Regions from separate parts of the Homo sapiens genome. Here region 2 is linked to region 1. A link is a loop called in an ENCODE intact Hi-C map of the cell type or tissue named here. Cell type or tissue: endothelial cell of umbilical vein. All regions are shown on one strand. Links, peaks and the distances in the headings refer to the core of each region. The heading gives the core; the rest is flanking DNA.

Region 1 (10,877 bases), core at 1,004-9,003:
GAAAAATGGGTATCTGCCTACTTGTGAATTTGTGGATGGCAAATTCACAGTGTGGGGAGGGAGGCAGCACTGTCAGTTTGGACTTACCCAAACACCTCAAAGTATGTTTCAAATGGCGCTGGGTTCGGCAAAACCCTAAAGTATGTTTGGTCTGCTTTTCTGTCTCCTTTTTCAAGGGAAATTTAACCCATATGTTTCTGACACATTTACACTTAATTCACCAAAACATTGTTTTATGAAACCACTGGATGTCCAGGGCTCTTTAAGAGTTCTTTTCATGGAACTTTTTCAAGCTTTTTTTTTTTTTTTTTTCTTAGAAACAGGAAGTCACATTTGTGCCGAAAGTTAAAAGAACCCAAACCTTAAAAAAAAATTTGGAATTCTATCAGGAGTTCCAAATCCAGAGATTTCCAGGGGGTTCTAAACTTGGCAAACCATTTCATGTTTTGCAAGCAGAAGGCCTATAAACAGAATCAAGCGTTAGGCTCCACATTCAAGCTGTGAGCACACCCTCTTCTATCTTACATTACGAGAGATATAAAATGCACTCAGTGAGGGAATTATAATGATTATGCTGCACATAAAAGAAAACCTTAAGTGCTTTGGTGGGACCATCAAAACCTGTGCAGGAAGATCTGAGTTTCATCCATGCCTTGGGGTAGATTTGACTGTTTCAGGTACTAAGTAAATTATAGGCTCCCCAGTACTCTAAGTCCTGACTTTTTGAAAATAGAATGTGAGAGATTTGGGCCAAAGGTGTTTTGTTGCTGCAGAGCTCAAAATGAAAACCAAGGCCAGGAGCTTCAGTTGCAAAACCTGGGGTTTATGGCTGCAAGGGGGAAGAACAGGCTTTTTCCTCCCAGGACTATAATTACTATTACTTTACATTAGGGTCTTGCCAACGGTACTGCTCCCAGGCCCGGCCTTCTTGCCCTCTTACTGAATGCTTTATTTTTCTGCCCAGGGTCTCTAACTTAAGTGCATTACAGCCAAGTTTAGTCATCTGATTTCTCCCAAGATTCATCAGTCCTCTGCCAGCATTGTACTTTAAGAATCTCATAAAAGCTACCTTCCTTTTACTGTATAAATATGACTTCTACAGTCACTCAAAATTAAACATTTTTCATAATGATACAACACAACCATGTTTTTATTTTCAAGCCTTGGGAAATCTACTCTCCTCTTAGGCCCAAAATGAAGGAGAATCTATATCTCATGTGCCCTGGCTTCTCAACCCAATGACTTGAGCAGAAATCCTCACTCCAACTTCATCTTCATGTCTATGATGAACCCATGAAAGGTGGACAGAGACCTGGAATGAGCTACCTAAGGTGACCAGTGAGGGCTCTGAAGTTTCTTAGAGCTCACTCCACTGATTACTCCTGCAGCTTTAGAGGTAGCTCTTCCCCAGGCAGCAAGGAACTATCCTTTATTTTTAGGATACAGTGCTACCGGTACCTCCTATGACAGGAAGCAACTTCCCCTTTGCTGTGTCTCATCCTCACGTGGGTGCTCAGAAATATATGTATTGTCCACAGGGTGCTTCTCCATCCATCAGAAACCATAAATTTCCATGTGCATCCTCCTATTCAGAGCATGAGTGATGGGCGCCTTCCTTCGTGGCCAGGGACAGCATCAACCTCTTTGTCAACATCATTCCTCATGTCCTCCAAAACTTGAATGCTCTAAAACAACCCCAGGACTACATGCATGCTCTGAGTACTTATTTAGGGATGTGCATATGTATATAACTTGACACACATGCCACACATATATATACATAAACATATATCTTATATCACCACATCCACATTGCGGAAGCCACTGGCTGGGGAGGCAGCACTAGTAATGGGGAATGCTAAAGACGGTGCTCAGTTTTCTCTCTTGGCTTCACTCCCCACACACAGGGCCCCAGTGACTGCAGATGGAGAGGAAAGGCCCCCTTCTAAGACTCGAGGCACCTTCCTGTTTGCTTGGCTGCATTTTCACAATCTTTCTGAAAAATCAACGGTCTCCCTTTCAGCCTCCCTGGGGGAAGGCTCCAGCAGTCCATGGGAGTACTGTGTACAAGGTCTGTGAAATGAAAAAATTCACAAGAAAACAGCTTTGGCCCAAGCTGCTTTCTGTTAACCTTGGGTATGCTCTTCTGATTTGAAAGTCGGAAAAAAGAAATGCCATATTGTTTCCTCTCAACTTCTCTTACCTTGCTTGGCATAGAGTCGGCTAGTTTAGACCACCTATCATGCAGACCTGCCTCGGAAGAAAAGGCTCTCTGATGACAAGAAAATCCAGAAATTTGTGAAGCAAGAATGCTCTTTAATGGAAATACAAAGGATACTTTATAATTTACAAACTTCTTTATTCTACCTGGTCCCTTATTTCAATCTAATTGGCAATATCTCTGTTCCAAATTTTAGATCTTGAGCTCAGAGTTAACAGTTATTTTCTGTATGATTCTAAAAGGGTGAACTCTTTAAATGATTATTGCTTTTCTAGCTCAGGTCCTGGATGTTATAAGCTGTGTGCCCAGAGACTCTTCAAGGTTATTCTGGTGTTCTATGCTATTCAAGCTTCCATATCCAGAAAACTATCTAACCATGTTATGATAAAGCAGTGCCAAGAATGAACAGAAATTGTTCTCTGGCTTGTCTAAATGTGTATAAGCCATGCATAGAGATAGTTCCTCTTGTCACTGTCACTTATATCTCCATTTAAACAATTTTCCTTATTCTGTGCCTCTGATGATTGAGAAGTTTAAGTTTTCTGTGCTTAATCTATTTCAAATTTCAAGATAGAGTACCCAATTCTTTCAGGCTCATTTTCATCTGAGAAGTTTCTATTTCATTTCATAAAGGCATGTGTTTGCCATTTAGCCGATTTCACTTGGCCCAGAGCACCACCGAAGTCCTCCTGGTGATGCAATGTCACAAAGCATGAGTCCAAACCTAGTTGTGTCAGACGACATAGGAGGGTTCGGTTCAGACTTGCTGACTGCACTTACTGAGAAAAACCCACATAGGCATTTTCCAGAAATACTGACAATTAGCTTAAATTGAACAGAGGATAAGGCTAAGCTCTCCGAGTATTACATATCCATTTCCTTGGTTAGTCAATTAAATAATTAATAGAGTGGTGCAGACGCGGTTGCCTCGACTCTTAGTAGCCCACGTCTTAAAGGCCTTCCCACCTACAGTTATTTAGCCATGATGATGGCTCATGCAGTAGTTGAAATCTAGCCAAAAAGACTTACTCTACATACCACCCAAGCAGAGTCCCAGAATCCAGGCCATGGGTGGAACTCCAGAACATGAACTTCCGAGGGTGGGGTTTTCTGAGATAAAAGCAGCAGAGACTGGTGTTGGCAATTTAATGTCATTAGAACCAAACCACAGAGACAGACATTGCTGCCTACTTCTCTCCCACTGGGGTGGAAAATTGCTGTCAGGCCTATAGGTTGGTGGGTATTTAATTGACTTCTGACTGAACTAGTCAAACCTGAGCCAGTAGGAGTGTCTGCTCTACTCCCAGGATTTGGCTTGTGGTCTTGTTCCTGACTTTTGAAATTCATAACATTAAACCACTTGGGGCTGGGGGGACATGATTCCTTGAAAAGCCTACCAGCTAATCTAGCAAGACCCATACAGATTTCCTGCCAAAAGACCTCAAGCATCTAAAGCCAATGCTGGAGTGAGTGAAAATAAAAATTACAATATCGGTGGGACCTAGTTACTTAATGATAAGTACACATAAGGAAAAAATGTGAATGGATCTATTTGCATTACCATCAACCACTCACTTGGCAAACCTGAGTCCATTGCTTGCCTACTCTATGCTGTTGTACTTCAGTCTCTACATTGAAAACAATGATTTCTACTCAAAGGAGTGCCAAATGGTTAAGCAGACCAAGAACCTCCAAGTGAAAAGACTGAATTTGATTGGTCACCTTGACGATGTGCTTTCCGTTAGCGCTCTGGTCTTAAAAGCATAGTACTGAACCTGATATTCAGCATCCCATTATTGTCAATTTTTTTCCTTTGTTCCTGATTGTACACAACAGGGAAGCAGGTGACTAGTTCTTGCGTTTACCTGATTTTGTCCTGAAGGACATTACCCTCTCTTGATTTCTTCTGATGAAGATAAGTATCCTGTTGAAGATCATTCCAGAGTTGGAGTGACTTACTTTTTAATGAAATAATTCTTGTTTAAACTTTAGCAGGATTTTTCATTGAGGAGACCCTGTTTAAAGCTCCACTTTAGTTTCCAAACAACTTTCTAGCAAGATAAACCTTCTGAATTCATTATTCTAAAGCTCAAGTACTTATGACCAATCTAACACCACATTCTGTCATGCTTTTTGGTACATTTTGGAAGGCTCAGACTTCATCCAAAAAATCTCATCTTGCTGAGATAGGAAATTCTGCCCTTCACAGTTTATTCCACTGTATTCAACATTTCCCCATCTCTCTGTATTTTAAGCTGTTAATGTATCAGGCAGGGAAACATAGTATCCAGCAGGGAAAAGTTGTAGCAAGCTGAGAACCCATTTTGGCTGAGAGCAAACTGAAACCTCCTTGATCACCCTGGTGGGCCTTCCTCTGCATTGGGGTGAAAAGCCAAGACACCCACTTTGAGGGATATCCCGAGGCTCCATCAGTGAACAAGTCAGGTCCTTGCTCTGGCTAAGGCCTCGGCTCCTAGATCAAAGTCGAAGATAGAGGGCAGTGAGCAAACAGGGCATAATGCAAATGCAGTGCTCTAGGTCAGAAGTGCAGGTAGATTGACTGAATTATGTGTGGGCTCAGGACATGAGAAGCCACGTGTGGGCGGCCTGGCCTCAGGGGTACATAAAGAACTGTGTGGCAAGATCCTTATATGACCCCTGCCCAAAGTTGACTCAATCTGTTCCAACCAAATGTTATTCATCCTTCATTTGTAGGAGTGACATAGTTACTCACAAACTCCCAAAGGCCTGGAGTTAATCAAACTTCAGAAAGAGACCGAAAAAAGAAAGTGTTTAAGTAATACCTGGTGATTGTCAATAAAACTTACAGTGGGGAGCCCTCCAGTGGCAACTGGAAAAATTGAACTCTGATCAGTTTGGGCACCAGTTAGTCTCTTAGAAAAGGTACAACCAACATCACAGAATTACCTATTAATAATACCCAATCATGAGATAGCATCTAAGCTTAAGCTGGAAAGTATCCCGAAAAGTGGGAAAGGGAATCTTTCTATCCTGAGACTTTGAGTCACAACCAAGGATAGAAAGTTGGTGTTGCTGTTGGACTTCTGGGTTGGTTCTGGCTCTGACACTTGCAAGGCAAGGTACGAAACCTTGGACCCTTCCTGCCCACTCTGTCCTCTCAGTTCCCTTCTCTGTTCCTCTGCTGCAGCACTGTCATGAGGATGTAATGAGATATGGGAGCTGGCCAACTCACACACAGAATGTGTCCTAAGAATGCTAGTTCCATCCACCTTTCCTAAGATCATAATTTTTAGTTGTACCATGCTTTGGACCTTACAAAAAACAGAATTGAGTTGTTGTTTACTTTTGTAATTAAATGTTGTATTCCAGTTTGTTCCATGACTGAGTTTTGCACTTCTTTGAATTCACTAACTGATGTCTACTTATTTACATGGTTAACACTGGTAAATATTGATTATATTCAGCTAGTTTTTAAACAAGTATTTCCTTAGGGTCTAATGTTTCTCAGATACTTTGATTGGAATTCACTTGCATCCTGAGCAAAAAGATTAAGAGTTTCTCTCTCTTTCTCTCCCCACTCAACTCCCCATTTAACAAAAATAAATAAATAAACAAAAATAAAAATAAAAATAATAACATTACCTATCTCACCTAGGGAGATCTGGCCTAAGATAATAATTCCACACTCTTTATAAGAACCAGTGGACATTAAAGAACTAAAATTAACCTTCTGCTATGAATGCTGAAATGTTTCTACTCATGAAAACTCCCTTGCTTCATATTTATCACTAGATACTATGAGGAGCTGTTATGAGTTTTTTAAGCTCAAAATTATGTTTCAAATATTTCCATTTCTTAAGTCTTTTCTATTGTTTCCTAGCAGTGGTGAGATAAGATGAGGACACTCTGAGAATACCAATGAGTAGAAATAGGGCACACACAACTATCTTGATAAAAGGTCAACGGAATAGGTAAAAGCAGTGAAAAGATATGAAGAGGAAAGAAAGATATAAAGTAGCAAGATGGAAAACACAAAGCAGTTCTGAAGGTTACTGCCCAATCCCTGCATATTAAGCATTTGATGCTAGAGACCTTGAGTTGAACTCATTGGGTGAGTATCAGGCCTGGCATAGCATGAAACAGATCCAAGTTCAGAGGCTGTAGGATGAAAAAGAAGAAAAGATACAAGCAATTGTGGCTAGAATGCTATGGGGTCCAGAACGTCTTCATATGTATTATTGAAAAGTGGCAGATTGTATTTTCCAACGATGGTCATGGCACTATCACCCATCTCGACTAATCTTCTACAATATGACCTTGTCATCTCCCAATAAGAGGTGGAGTCAAAGCCGGGCTCACGCCTGTAATTCCAGCACTTTGGGAGGCCGAGGTGGGCAGATCACGAGGTCAGGAAATCGAGACCATCTTGGCCAACATGGTGAAACCCCGTCTTTACTAAAATAATACAAAAAGCTAGCTGGGTGTGGTGGCACGTGCCTATAGTCCCAGCTACTCAGGAGGCTGAGGCAGGAGAATCGCTTGAACCCGGGAGGCGGATGTTGCAGTGAGCTGAGATCGCACCACTGCACTCCAGCCTGGTGACAGAGTGAGACTGTCTCAAAAAAAAAAAAAAAAAGAGGTGGAGTCAAAAATTCCCCTCCCATTGAATCTGGATGGGCTTATGACCACTTCTAGTAATACAGTACATTAAAAGTGACATGGTGAACATCCAAGGCCAGGTCATAAAAGGGAATGCAGCTTCCACCTTGTTTGCTAGAACTCTTGCACTGGGAGCCCTTAAACTTCCATGTGGGAAATCTGATCACCCTGACACTGCCATACTGGAGAGGCTGCCTGTCAGTGCTCTGATGAACTGCAGCCATGTGAGTGACCCATTTTGGACAACAAGACAATTGAGCTTTCAGATAATTGCAGCTCCAACCAACATCTGACAACATCCGCATGAGTGACCCTCAGTGAGAACTACCTAGAAAAACCCTGCCTGCTTATGAGTCAGAGCATGTGGTGTTTGGTTTTCTGTTCCTGTGTTAGTTTGCTGAGAATGATGGCTTCCAGCTTTATCCACGTCCCTGCAAAGGACATGATCTTATTCTTTTTTATGGCTGCATAGTATTCCATGATGTATATGTGCCACATTTTCTTTATCCAGTCTATCATTGTTGGGCATTTTGGTTGCTTCCAAGTCTTTTCAGTTGAACAATGAGAACACATAGACAAAGGGAAGGAAACAACACACACCAGGACACAGGGAGGGGAACAACCCAGGAGATGGAGGGCAAGAGGAGGGAGAGCATTAGGACAAATACCTAATGAATATGGGGCTTAAAACTTAGATGACAGGTTGATAGGTGCAGCAAGCCACCATGGCACATGTATATCTATGTAACAAAGCTGCACATGTATCCTGGAATTTAAAATAAAATTAAAAAATTATAAACAACAACAACAACAAAAAGAAAAATCCTGCCTAAATTCCTGGCCCACAAATCAGGAGCAGAATAAAATGGTTGTTTTAAACTGCTAAGTTTTGGGAAACTTGTTATGCTGCAATAGTATTCATTATAATATGTGAAGCTGGTGAGCTATCATTCCCATTTTAAAGATGAGAGTGGGCTTGGATAGTGTTAAGTTCTCGAGATTTATACAAAGGTGCTTTGATATGTAAGTCCTGCTTAAATGACCTCCTGGACTACAAAGATCACTTGTGGGTGAGGACAGTGTGTGAGGAGGATCGTAGTATAGGGGTCAGGAGAAAAAGAGGGCTGTAATTCACATGACTAGAGAAGGCTCCAGATTAGGTGGTGACATTTGAGCTTGACTTTGAACAATAGGATGGATTTTGTTTTGAAGAATAAGTGTCATAAAGAAACACAGATGGAACTAGGAAGTGGTTTTTTTTTGTTTTTTTTTTTGTTTTGTTTTGTTTTGTTTTGTTTGTGACAGTGAAGTCTTTAGGCAACTGATTATCAGCCTCTCTGGTCATTCATTGCTTACTATCATCTAAAGTCAAGCTGACCATCAGCAGACCAGCTGAACAATTCCACAAGGAAGAGCAACAAGTCTTTGAAAATGCCCACAACTACCAAGGGATGCTCCCCTTGCAACATCTCCAAGTCTGAGATTTCTAGGGTTTTAAAAAAAGATCTGCAGTATGAATTCTTTGAAAAGTATTTGCAACTCTCCTTAGAACGCTCAAAAAAAAAGCTAAAAAATTCTCATTTCTATTTTATGTTTGGTATTTTATATGCTAAGTGCTTATTTACAATGTAGCATAAATCAAACTGGAATCAATGGCAAATATTATTTATATCCCAGGACTTGATATCTGAGATGTCCCAATTGTTGTTTTGGTTTTGGTTTTTAAGATAGTGGTTTTAAAATTCAAGGCAATCTCTGTTGCGTATGTGGCATTTTAACTTTGAAAAGTAATTACTTTTCTTTCCTTTTTCCTTCTCTCCCTTGAAAATTCCCACTTTACTAATTATCAGCTTATAGTGGTAACTTGATTCAGCTGATAGCAGCTGATAACTTGATCAGGATAATCAAGGAAGCATTTTATTTTAAAGTATCAAAAGAAACATTACAAAACAGCATTGTAAAATGCATGAAAAATAAGTGAAGATCACTAATGAAAAAAATTGTTTAGATACCATGACTTATAATGCCAGTGTTATAGCTGAAACTGCTCTTTTATATAATGACAGTAACTTGGAAGAAAATACATTTAACTGGGGAGGAAAAAAATCTAAATACAGCTGATATGTCTTGGAAAACACTACCCTAAGAGGCAAAGTTATCTGAAAATTCACCAACTGAAGCTATTCTGTTCAATTTGGTAGCTACTAGCCACATATGGTTATTTAAATTAATTTAAATTAAATAAAATTAAAAATTTAGTTTCTCCATTTCACTAGCCCACTTCAAGTACTGAATAGCCACAGGTAGCTATTGGTTACCATATTAGATAAGGTACGTATCAAATATTTCCATCTCCACAGAAAATTCTATTGGACAGCACTTCTCTAGAAATATAGCTATTTCCCTTGGTCAATCTTGAGGCAGAGTGTGGGAATGGTTTGAAATAGAAAGAATCTAATAATTCCTGAATTACAATGCACTATTTATTTGCTGTGGAGGGTGGGGCATGTAAATGCCACAAGAAAGTCCTTATTTTATATTAACTTTGGCAGAGGGGTTGATAAGTTTGAAGTGTGACTGTAATCTTTTATTTGTTTTGAAAATTTTCATCAATTTTTGGTTTGTGAATGAATATCCAAATAAACTGCTAAGTCAATAGGCCAGTTTTGAATTTGGAGGGCATTTAGAAATTATAATTTTATTTCACATATATGAGATGAGTATTTGTTCATAACTTCCCCTAAATCTGCCCAGAAAACAAGTAAAAAATTGAAAGACAGTAATTGTTTTTTTCTAAAATTAGCACTAATATTCAATATATAGACCCAGTTGTTTGCCTTCTTTTGCAGTTCACCTTTCTTCACCAATAAATTTTATTTATTCATTTATTAGGTTGGTGCTAACAAAACTGCCGTTTTTGCCATTATGGCAAAGATAATGGAGACTGACACAAAGATACTTTCCAAAGTATCTTTGTATCAATCTCCATTATGGCAAAACCCGCAATTAGTTCGCACCAACCTAATACTCACTCAATGAATGTTTGAAGAATTATTTGTAAGACTTTTTAAAACAAAAATTTCTTTTTTCAAATTTTGCCAGTTCAAAAGAGAACAGCCAGGATAAGGAAACCATGGTAAGTGGAAGCAATTGAAAGAAATGGGAATATTTTCTCCTGCAATAAGAGTCCTCAGGGAGCACAGCGCTTTCTCCAAACGTGAGAAGGACTTTCATGTGGAACAGGATGAGACTTGTTTTTGATGGCTCCATTGGAAAAGTGAGATCAATGTATGAAAGATACAGAGAAACGACTTAAGATCAACGTTAGTTCAAACTCGCTAAAGACAGAATAAATTGCTTCAAAAGAAGTGAGGTGCAAGTCACTGAGACATTAAAGCCCAAGTTGAGTTTGTCAGAGATGCAGTGCAAGGAATCCAAAGATCAGATATGTGATTTCACAATACCCTTTGGGGTTCTTTTGATTCTGACCTTCTATGATGCCAAGGCTTTAATCTGCCTCACAGAAGTCTTTTGAGTAATAATAAATTGTTTCATGATGTTCATTAGTGGTGATTTTTTGCCTAGGGCCAATGTATATATAATTGTTAATATTTGCAGATTCAGCTTTTTTCTTGATAAATTCATTTATAATCTAGTCACTCTGATCATATATCAAATTTAACAAAAATGTATTTGAAAGTATAAATGACAAGCTTTGACAAATTATATTGATTACAATTTTAAATAAAAAAATGGAGTGAGCCACAGATTCAACTCAGATTAAATTTGATACCTCCGGGAAGTTTAACACACTTGGTCAGTCTTCTTAAAAAGTTATCAAGGGTCTAGCAAACTGATTGGTGGTATACAGATGAGCTGCATGAGCAAGATGAAAGACCATATTCATTTGGGCAGAAGAAAAATTGCGGTGTTGTTTGAAATACTGCTGATGCCACAAATTATAGACTTGAAATTATTACAGCATCTTTATCTCTGTTTTCTACAAAACTACATA
Region 2 (10,877 bases), core at 1,713-9,712, 830 kb before region 1:
AAGTCAGAAATAGTACATGATGCATGCTAATACCATTATTATTTGCTGACGTATTTCTGTAAACTTTAGTCCACGAACATCAGGGTGTAATTACAGGATAGGAGAACAAAATATTCATTATTGTCAGATGTGATTTTCTTTTACTCTATAAAACCCAAATGAATTAAAATCAGTAGAAACTTATGAATTTTTCTTCATGCCAACAAAAACAAAGTCCAGTTATGAAATGTGGCGGGGAAAATTTACAATAGTAATATATATGCACATACATATGTGTGTGCATACCTATTTATATCATGATCAAACTTAACAAATCCATAGAAAGTGCATGAAGTAATCAATAAAACTTTTCTTAGAGAGACAAGTTTTGAATAAATGGAAAGACACATTACATTCTTGGATGTTGAAGATTAGGTATTATGAAGGTATCAAGGGCCTTCAGATTAATTTTCACCAAACTAGTCAATTACACTGGTTGTTTCAATTTTTTAATAAACAGCACCATTCAAATTTTCACTCCCTCAACAATAGCATAAAATGTTTATGGTGTCTTTCTAGTGTTTTAAATTAGAAAAAAAATGGCCATTGTTCTTAGCCTTAAAGATATATTGGTGATTGAAAGACTTAATCGTGCTAAAATGCCAATACTATCCAAAACCATCTACAGGTCTAACATAGTCTTTATCAAAATCCCAACAATTTCTTGTCTTATGCTGAGTAAGAAAAATTCACCTTAAAATTCATATAGATCTCTCAAGCCCAGGAGTTCAAGGTTGCAGTGAACCATGATTATGCCAGCGCACTCCAGCCTGGGTGACAGAGCGAGACCCTGTCTCAAAAACATAAATAAATAAATAAATAAATAAATAAATAAAAAGAAAAAATTTATATAGACTCTTAAGGGAACACAAATAGCCAAAAAAATCTTGAAAAACGAAGCAAGTTGAACCTCTCACACTTCCTGATTTCAAAACTTGTTACAAAGCTAAATGAATTAAAACTGTGGTATTGGCATAAAGACAGATAAATAGACCAATGGAACAGAATAGAGAGCCCAGAAATAAACTCTTGGATATATGGTCAAATGATTTTCAACAAGGGTGTCAAAACCATTAAATGGGAAAGAACAGTCCTTTCAACAAAAGATGTTGCAAAAACTGGATATCCACATGCAAAAGAATGAAGTTGGAAACTTACCCTATGTTATGGTTTGGATGTGATTTGTCCCCACCAGAACTCATTTTGAAATTTAATCCCCAACATAGCAGTGGTGGGAAGTGAGGCCTAGTGGGAGATGTTTGGGTCATGGGGACTAATCCCTCATGAATGGATTAATGCCTTCCTGAGGGAGTGAGTGAGTCCTCCTGCTCATGGGAATGAATTGGTTCCTGAGAGAGCAGGTTGTTAAACACGGTCTGGCTTCCTTGGTTTCTCTCTCTTGCTAACTCTCTTGCTATGTGATATCTTTGCCCCACTTCTCTTCAGCCTGAGGCCCTCACCAGATGCAGCTGCCCAATCTTGAACTTGCTAGCATACCAGAATTATGAGTTAAATAATCCTCTTTTCTGTGTAAATTACGTTGCCTTACATTGTAAGGTATTCTGTTATAGCAACACTAAGTGGACTAAGACACCTTATATCTTATATAAAATTAACTCAAAATGGGTCAAAGACCTAATGTAAAAGCTAAACCTATAAAACTCTTAGCAGAAACAGAGACGCTTCATGATATTGGAGGTGGCAATGCTTTCTTGGATATGATACCAAAACACATGCAAAAAAAGAAAAAAACGATAAATTTGGACTACATCAAAGTTTAAAACTTTGTGTATCAAAGGACACATTCAACAGAGTGAAAAGACAACCCATGGAATGGGAGAAAAATATTTGTGAATCATATATCTGATAAGGGGTTAGTATCTAGTATATGTAAAGAACTACAACTTAACAACAAAAAAAACCAACTCAATTTAAAAATGAGCCAGGGTCCTGAATAGATAGATATTTCTCCAAAGAAGATATACAAATGACCAATAAGACCATAAAAAGATGTTCAATGTCACTAATCATTAGGTTAATGCAAATCAAAACTACATGGAGATACCACTTCACACTCATTAGGATGGCTACTATCAAAAAAACAGAGTAAGTGTTGGTGAGGATGCCGATAAAATGAGCACTGTTGGTGGAAAGATAAAATGGTGCAGTCACTATGGAAAATAGTATAGTGATTCATCAAAAAAATTAAAAAACAATAACTGGCCAGGCGCAGTGGCTCACGCCTGTAATCCCAGCACTTTGGGAGGCCGAGGTGGGCAGATCACGAGGTCAGGAGATCGAGACCATCCTGGCTAACACGGTGAAACCCCGTCTCCACTAAAAAATACAAAAAATTAGCCGGGCGTGGTGGCGGGCGCCTGTAGTCCCAGCTACTTGGGAAGCTGAGGCAGGAGAATGGCGTGAATCTGGGAGGTGGAGCTTGCAGTGAGCCGAGAACGCACCACTGCACTCCAGCCTGGGCGACAGAGCAAGACTCCGACTCAAAAAAAAAAAAAAAGAATAACCACATGATCTAACAATTCTACTTCTGGGTATATACGCCAAAGAATTAAAAGCACGGTCTTGAAGAGATCCTTGCACACCCATGTACATAGCAGCATTATCCACAAGAGCCAAAAGGTGGAAACAACCCAAGTGTCACTGATGGATGGAGGAATGGATAAACAAAATGTGGTGTATGCATACAACAGAATGTTATTCAGCCTTAAAAAAGGAAGAAAATCTGACACTTACTAAAATGTGGATGAACCTTGAGGACATTCTGCTAGGTGAAATAAGCCAGTCAGAAAGAGACAAATACTATATAATTTCACTTACATGAAGAATGTAGAGTAGTCATATTGATAAAGACAGACAGTGGAATGATGGCTGCTAGGGGCTGGTGGGATGGGGGGAAAGGAGAGTTATTGAATGGGTACGAGTTTCAGTTTTGCAAGGTAAAGGGAGTTCTGGAGACATGGTGGTGATGGTTGCACAACAATGTGAATGTACATAATGCCACTGAAGTGTACACTTAAAAATGGTTAAGAAAATAAATTTTGTTAGATATACTTTATCACAATTAAATGAAAAAATAAACACATGCTTTCATACAAAAATACATGCAGATATATTAGATAGATATTTAAGGAAATAAAAACTAGAGATTTTTAATTCTCTTATGCTTTTCAATTTTCAGATAATAATTATAATCTAATTTCCCTAGTACTCCCTTGACTTCCCTTTAGGATACCAGCCAATGTTTTGAATTTTCCTACTGTCAGAAGTCTTGGCCCAAGATAAACTTTTCACTCCCTCCTTGTTTTCTAAAGGGTTCAGGCATTCAGACAAACTCCTAAAGTAGACACTGTCCTTCGCCTCAGATGGCTTAAATTCTGTAGGGGTATATTAACAAGAGAGGAGGCAATCACAGTACAATGTGGTGGTCTCATCTTCTAAAAGTTCACCTGATGTCCTGAGGGTGCTGAAATCATGAATGCGTTAGCACAAGTAGGTGACCAAGCAAAGTGACTCTGATAAATTGCATAAAGCCTTTCAATTAGAATTTGTCCAGACACACATTAAAATATAAAGCACAATAGCGCATCAATACTAGAGGCTATTTTTGTTCTAAATAATTATATAGGTATGAGGGCAGGGTGGAGAGAACAGGATTAATATGTAGAGGACTCCTCTGTCGTTTACACAGAAAAAAAATTCAAGCTATAGGGTCTATAACTGTGGACAAGAGATATCTGTTTAGTAGGTGTTTCAGGGGCCAAGAAAGATATGATTATAAAACTCATGTGGCAAAAATATGCTACTAGATTTTGTTTTTTGGTGACCAAGAAATAAGTCTATGCTACTTATAATGTCATATACTTAATTTGAGTAGACAAATTAACAGATGAACTCAAGACAACTCCAAAACTTTCTATACAATTGATTGAAAAAATTGCCACAAAAGCAGATGCTTCAGCTTGGAAAAGTTTCTTTGACAGATTGGTCTCTGGGTTTTGTAATTGTTAACCAAGTTAGGGAAAAATATTACAATATATTTGAGCCTAACGGGGCTCCATCACAGCCATTTTCAGTTAGTACATAAAAGATGTTTTTATCAGGGAGTTACATTTTATTCTTTCTTTCTTCAATAGGATTATTACTGATTCCTTCAAATGTTCTTTTTTTATTAGAAAGAAAAACATATAGAACATGATTACATAAGAGAAAGGTTGCAATTGTCTCTGTGTTAAGCAGAAACTTTCCATTTGCTAAAATTAGGGTACATTTACATTTTTAATAACAGCTAAGTTTAACAAGCCTTATTTTCCTCAGTGGTGGGAGGACACCTTGCAGCTCCTCCCATTTATTGTGACAATGTAATTCAACTCTGTTAAGCTTAAGTGAACAATATAGCCCTCTGATTTTCACTTTTAACAATTGCAAAACATTTTAGTAAACAAAATGTTGCTTCTGTAGACTTTTGAAGGTATCAAGAATAATGAGCCCTCCAAATACATCTGAATTAATTTATAAAAGATGAAAAGATAAGAAACTATTTAGCTTCATAAAGATTTTGACTAGGATTTTTTTATTTAAGATTTTTGGTAAACACACCAATTTCTTTCCCAAATCTCCTTCGCCTGGGTCCTGTATTTCAATGAATGAAGTCATCGTCCTCCTACATCAGCTCAAAACCTCAGACTATGTTTTGACTTCTTTCTCTCTTTACCCCACCCACATCTACTTAGTTTTTACTCATACCAATTCTACTTTTACAGAATCCCTTGCTTGCCTTCTTTATTCAATCTCAAAGCCTACAGGATTAATGAGATACCTTTTTAACAGATCTCCCTACCTTTGGGAGCTTATTTATCAGTCCATCCCACAAAAAAACTGCTATATCAATTTTTTTAGTACAAAATGCTGAAGCTGATCTTTTACTCCTATAACAACTTCCTGTTGTCAGTTCAGTTTTTGGAGTATGGCTGGTATTCAGTACACTCAAAGACATATTCACTCTATGACTCTTTAGCATTATTTCCCACTACTACCTTTCATATACCCTAACCGTCTAGGTCCTTTAATTTTGTGCATCCATGATGTTTTCTTTATTTGGCATGTGCTTTCATTACTCTCAATATGTCCAAATGCTTTCTGCCTCACCTGTGAGACTCAGCTCAAATTTTGAACCCTTTCCAAATGCCTTTATCTTTTCCTTCACTGAATTCTCTTAGTATTTTATATGTAACTCCCACTTTATGTAATTTTGATAGTGTATTAATTTTCATTTACACTTTAATCCCTTGATAGATTTCAAGTTTCTTGTAAGCAGGATTTATAGGTACTTTATCTTGTTATATCCCACATTCTAATTGTTCGATTAATATTCACTGAATAAATCTGTATGCAATACTGGAAACTCTTGAGAATTCAGGTGTGAGATATGTGAAGCAAGGCAATTTATCGACCAGTGGATATTATACATTTTTAAGTCTAAAAGAGACACTTGACCTCAGCAATGCCAAAATCATTGTCATAAAATTGAAACTATTATACAGAATTCACTAAAACCTTATTACATGATCTCTCATGCGGTAATTGGTTAATTTTTCAATGTTAAGAATTCCATGTACAGGGCACAGTACAACAAATCTAATAAACAACTTTCATAACCTATTGTCTTGCCTGTTGTCTGGTTCTGATTATTTGACATTGGTTTTTCCATAGGAGACATCCAATGCAGGAAGCAAAAGAGTTGATTACTGCACACTGCCCTCTGGTGAGCCACATGGGTAATCTAGAGGGGGAAATTCAGAGTTGAGAATGTAATTCACTCTCCATGCCTAGGATGCCAGTTAGTGCCAAAGAATTATGTCACATTTTGTGATGTGATCACTTCTCTCAACTGTATACTCTCCTGAGCCTACTAATTCTTTCCATGCAGGTCATCAAATGGCCATCAGTTGGTAAAATTTTCCTCTTCATTTAGCCAAAAATGGATCCAGAATATTTGTAATGAGTCTTACTAACCCAAGCTTTTCAAAAAATTGTGCTATTACTTCTACCATGACATTTCCCTGCATCTTCATATATCCCCAAAGCATTGTATGAAAACAATGGTAAAACATGTTGTATTAGTCCGTTCTAGCATTGCTATAAGGAACTACATGCAACTCGGTAATTTATGAAGAAAAGAGGTTTAGTTGACTCATGGTTCCACAGGCTATACAGGAAGCATGGCTAGGGAGGCCTCAGGAAACTTACAATCATGGTGGAAGGTGAAGGGGAAGCAGGCACATCTTCACATGGTGCAGCAGGAGAGAGAGAGCAAAGAGGGAAGTGCTACACACTTTTAAACAACCAGATCTCATGAGAACTCACTATCACGAGAACAGCAAGGGGGAATCTGCCCCCAAGATCCAATCACATCCCACCAGGCCCCTCCTCCAACACTGAGTATTACAATTTGACATGAGATTTGGGTGGGGACACAGAGCCAAACCATATCACATATTGTTCTCAGCTTGCAGAGAAGTCAGATTCTTTGTAATTGACATGCTAAATTCTCTACATTCACATAAACGAGTCTTATTTCATATATAAAAACATGGAGCTTTCTCATTCTTGAGGAGAAGTCCAAAAATCAAATAATCAATCTTATAACATTAGAAGTACTCTTTGATTTGGAAGGACCACAGGTATGTCTAGCTTTTGACCATATCAAAACTGCCATATTGCTGGGTGATATTACTCATTTATTACCAGCTGACTGAATACCATTCACAGCTAAATCAATAATGAAAGCTTCAGAACAGGTATGAAACCACTCAAACCTCACATTCTAGGAGGTACACAAATAACCCAGTGTCTAACGTTCATTAGCTTCTGAAATCAACTCTATTTGCTGTTTGTACACAAGTATATTTGTCCATTTTTAATTCTATTCCTAACTTCAGGAATCTGCATTTTGTAAAAGTTATACAAATAATGGATGATCTTCAAATAAGTGTAAATATCCTTACTGAAAAAAAAAACACTTGTAAAAACATAGAATAAATGCTTTCTTGTTTAACGGAGTGCTAAACTTGATAAAAATATGTCCCCATTTATCAAAATTTTGACTCTTCAAAATCCAAGCAACTGATTGATCATCTAGAACCTACTAAAATAGAAATGTAATTTTTCCTTACGTTCTTTATCATGCAGTTGAAAGTTTAAATTATATAAGAACAAAAAAGGGGGTAAGGAGGAAGCTGGAGGGCCAAAGTGAGGGTGGAATTTTTCAAAAAAAGAAAAAAAAAATATAAGAACCACATCCTTTCTTGAATCTCAATCTTTTAATTGTCTGAGGCCATTTATGCGCAAACTCAGTAAACTGGTTTTTACTTATTGTTAATTTATTTTGCTTTCAAATAAGAAAGCCTTCTGTGAGACACTTTCCTGCTGGTTTCTGCTGATTTGTTGCTTAACTGTGGGTACTAGTTTCCTGAATTCAGAGAGGAGTTCAAATAAAATTGCATCTAAGTTCATTTAACTGTAAAACTCTGTTTCTAATGATATCAGACATTAATGAATAATGATTTTAAACCAACAGATATTAACTGTATGTGTACTATATATTTAAACTCAATTTTTGTATTGTATATTATGTAGCTTAAAAGGTACCATAAGGATAAATGGTATATATCAAATTGCAATTTCCCATAGAAATAATTCACTCAGTTTTGTTTTCATTTTGTTTGTTTTTAATCTTCTCTTTTGACTACATTTGAGAGGGAATTTCTGGCTAGCACAGAATCCTTTTTAATTTGTTTCTGTATAATGTGCAGCAGATATACTTAATTAATGAACTGATTAGCAACTTCCTTAATTACTTTCCAGTAGTTTTTTTCATTATTAAATGTTCAGCCTTTGAATGAATATCTACCAATATATGCCATCACAATTTAATCAAATAGAATATATCTGTATTTTGTATTGTACTGAAACCGTCTAAAATAAAGCAAATATTTATATATCAAATAGGGAAATTGACAGCATTGTATGTGATACAACACAATATTATAATGCATTATATGAAGTCCTTAGTTTGCTTTTTCTTATATCTAATTTGTTTTGGTTGGTACCATGCAAAAAATAAAAGGCAACCACTAAGTCATAGAATTTAAATGGCATATTTTAAATGACTTTGACAATTTGTATATAATGTTGACTGACATCTTATCTTCATATAAGGCTTTACAGTTTTTTAATTAATAAACTTTATTTCTTAGAGCAGTTTTAGTTTCACAAACAGCAGAAAGTACAGAGTTCCCATATATTCCCTGTCCCCACACATGCCTTACACCCCTACTACCAGAGTACACGTGTTACAGTTGATAAACCTACATTGACACATCATTACACACAAAGCTCATGGTTTACATGAGGGTTCACTCTTGATGTTGTATATTCAATAGGTTTTGACAAATGTATAATGACATATCCATCACTGTAGTACCTACAGAATAGTTTTACTGTCTGAGAAATTCTCTGTGCTCTGCCTATTCACCCTTTTCTCCTGCCAATCCCTGTCAACCACTGATCTTTTAACTGTCTTTATGGTCTTACCTTTCCCAGAATGTCATATAGTTAGAAGCACAGTATGTAGCTTTTCACAGATTGGCTCCTTTCACTTAGTAATATGCATTTAAGTTTCTTCCTTGTCTTTTCAAGGCTTGATAGCTCATTATCTTTTCATGTTGAATAATATTCCATTGTCTGATATACCATAGTTCATTTATCCACTCACCTTCTGAGGATCTCTTGGTTCTTTTCAAGTGTTGGCAATTATGAGTAAAGCTGCTGCAAATATCCATGTGCAGATTTTTGTGTGGACCTAAGTTTTCAATTCATTGGTTAATTACCAAGGAGCATGATTGCTGGATCATATGGTAAGAGTTTATTTAGCTTTTGTTTATTAAACTTGCATCCTGAAACTTTGTTATAATTGCTTATTAGTTCCAGGAGGGGTTTTTTTGGTTAATTGTTTCAGATTTTCTACATAGTGTTTCTTATGTGAAAGACATTATTTTAGATGTTGTGGATACAAAAATAAACACATAATCCATGTCTTCAAGGATTTCATAATATATAGGGCAAAAGGTGTAAGCAAATTATTACAATGTGGCTTGTGAATGGCTATAATATTAGTATAAATGAAGTGTGATGAGGCCTCAGAGAATAGGCAGCTAATATAATCTGGAAATTTCAGAGAAGACTTTCCAGAGGAGGTTGAGTCTGAGTTGAATCTCCAGGGATGGACAGATGCTATCCAGGAGACCGACAGAAGGAAGATTATGCCTGGAAGAGGAAACAGCATGTTCAAAAACAAAGATGAGAATGCTTCATCCACAGAGAAACTTCCTAGTGGTTTAATGTGATAGACACCGAGATGCACCCCCAGATTCCTCTTCAAAGAGGATTTCCTATGCAGCTGCAGGAAATATGGCCAGTAATTTATAGCTGTCTGTTCAGGTTCAGAGAGCAGTCTTTTCCAAGGTCCTACCCTTAACCAGGGCAATCTGCATCTGGTAGAGGAGAGAAGTCTGAATACAAATGCAGGACAACTCTGATAGACATATTTGTTCCAGAGCTTTCTGCTGAGTTGGCTGAAGTTCTGTTGCGTCTGTATCGCAGTTCAACTTCTCTCTCTGACCAATGCTGTTTCACTTCACTTCCTATCAAAGGTTTGATCCCTAATAAGCACCCTGCATGCTGGCATGCTGAAATTCTTGTTTTGGCGTCTGCTTCCTGAGAATGCAATCCATGAATTTGGTACCAGGACTGGTCCAAGAGAGTAGGTGATGGGCTTTTTGCCTGAGTCATTCATTGCCTCCTGGCATTACTTGTGGTAAATGGAGCACAAACAGCTATTATCACAAGGTAGTAATCAAATTATTAACATTTTCACTGTTTGTGAACTGGCCAGATGAATCAGATATATTTGAGATGTATGGGGAATAAAGTAGCGATAAAGATAAAGGAATTGGATGGCTATTGCTAAGCGGTATTGATGCTCTACACAAAGATAATGAAAAAATCAGAGCGAATAACAAGCAATTAAAAACCAAGTGAGATTGTCAGAGGGCCTCTTTGGCTGCATAAAAAAGAAGCTCTCATTTCCTGCAGGAGGAGGCTGGAGAAAGGTGAAGACCAAGACTAGACTTTATAGTCAGAGTAGCTGAACTTCAAAGATGGTTATATGCCCACTAAGATAGATGGTTAATAATAAGCAAAGTTGAAATGCTGGGATTGCCATGGAAGAAGGTTGAGGAAGGGAAAGGCTGAGGAAAATAAGCATGCTGGAATGAAAATACAAATAAGGCTGGAAGACTGAGAGGAATATGTTCCATGGGAAGGCCCAAAGGATACACAGTTTACCAAGGCTGTAATGAATGAGCTGGTGAAAGAAGCACTAGCAACACTAACAAGCAGAGTAGTGATGCTCCTCTTTAGGCCAGAGGTCACTGTAGGAGAGGCCATTACAGAACCTGACTCATTGGTAACAAAGAAGTTGATAGAACCCTGGAAAAACAGAGGCCAGTTGTGGCATTTAACTGCCAGAAGCCAGGGATTTTAAATAATTGTAAGCATCAACAAGGTCAGAATGGCAGCCCAGAAAGAACCACAGAATTATGGAACATATTAATAGAATTTGACAATGCTAGAGACAAAATAAATTGGTAGTGACAATGGAATCACTCAGCATGTACTGTTAGAAGAAATCAAGCATGAATAACAGAGTGATACTTTATTGTGTCATAATCCCTTGCCCAGTTTATGGGCCTGAGTCA

What was found. Hi-C counts contacts between places; a loop is a spot of excess contacts. Peaks named below come from ENCODE experiments on the same cell type or tissue, not always from the same donor. Only the 100,000 strongest peaks of a DNase experiment are listed, where the experiment ranks them.
Region 2: a loop joins it to region 1, with 16 times the contacts of the local background. A loop is called at or near these places in 2 of 110 quality-filtered maps.

What each region holds. Positions count from the first base shown.
Region 1 is chr12:28,993,965-29,004,841 of GRCh38, forward strand. No RefSeq gene overlaps it. Among named protein-coding and RNA genes, the nearest start is that of FAR2, 150 kb to the right of the region's middle. In endothelial cell of umbilical vein, for the core only: a CTCF peak has its summit at 5,064 (motif pointing left); a DNase peak (open chromatin) is centred at 5,047.
Region 2 is chr12:28,166,811-28,177,687 of GRCh38, forward strand. No RefSeq gene overlaps it. Among named protein-coding and RNA genes, the nearest start is that of CCDC91, 18 kb to the right of the region's middle. In endothelial cell of umbilical vein, for the core only: a CTCF peak has its summit at 5,819 (motif pointing left); a DNase peak (open chromatin) is centred at 5,801.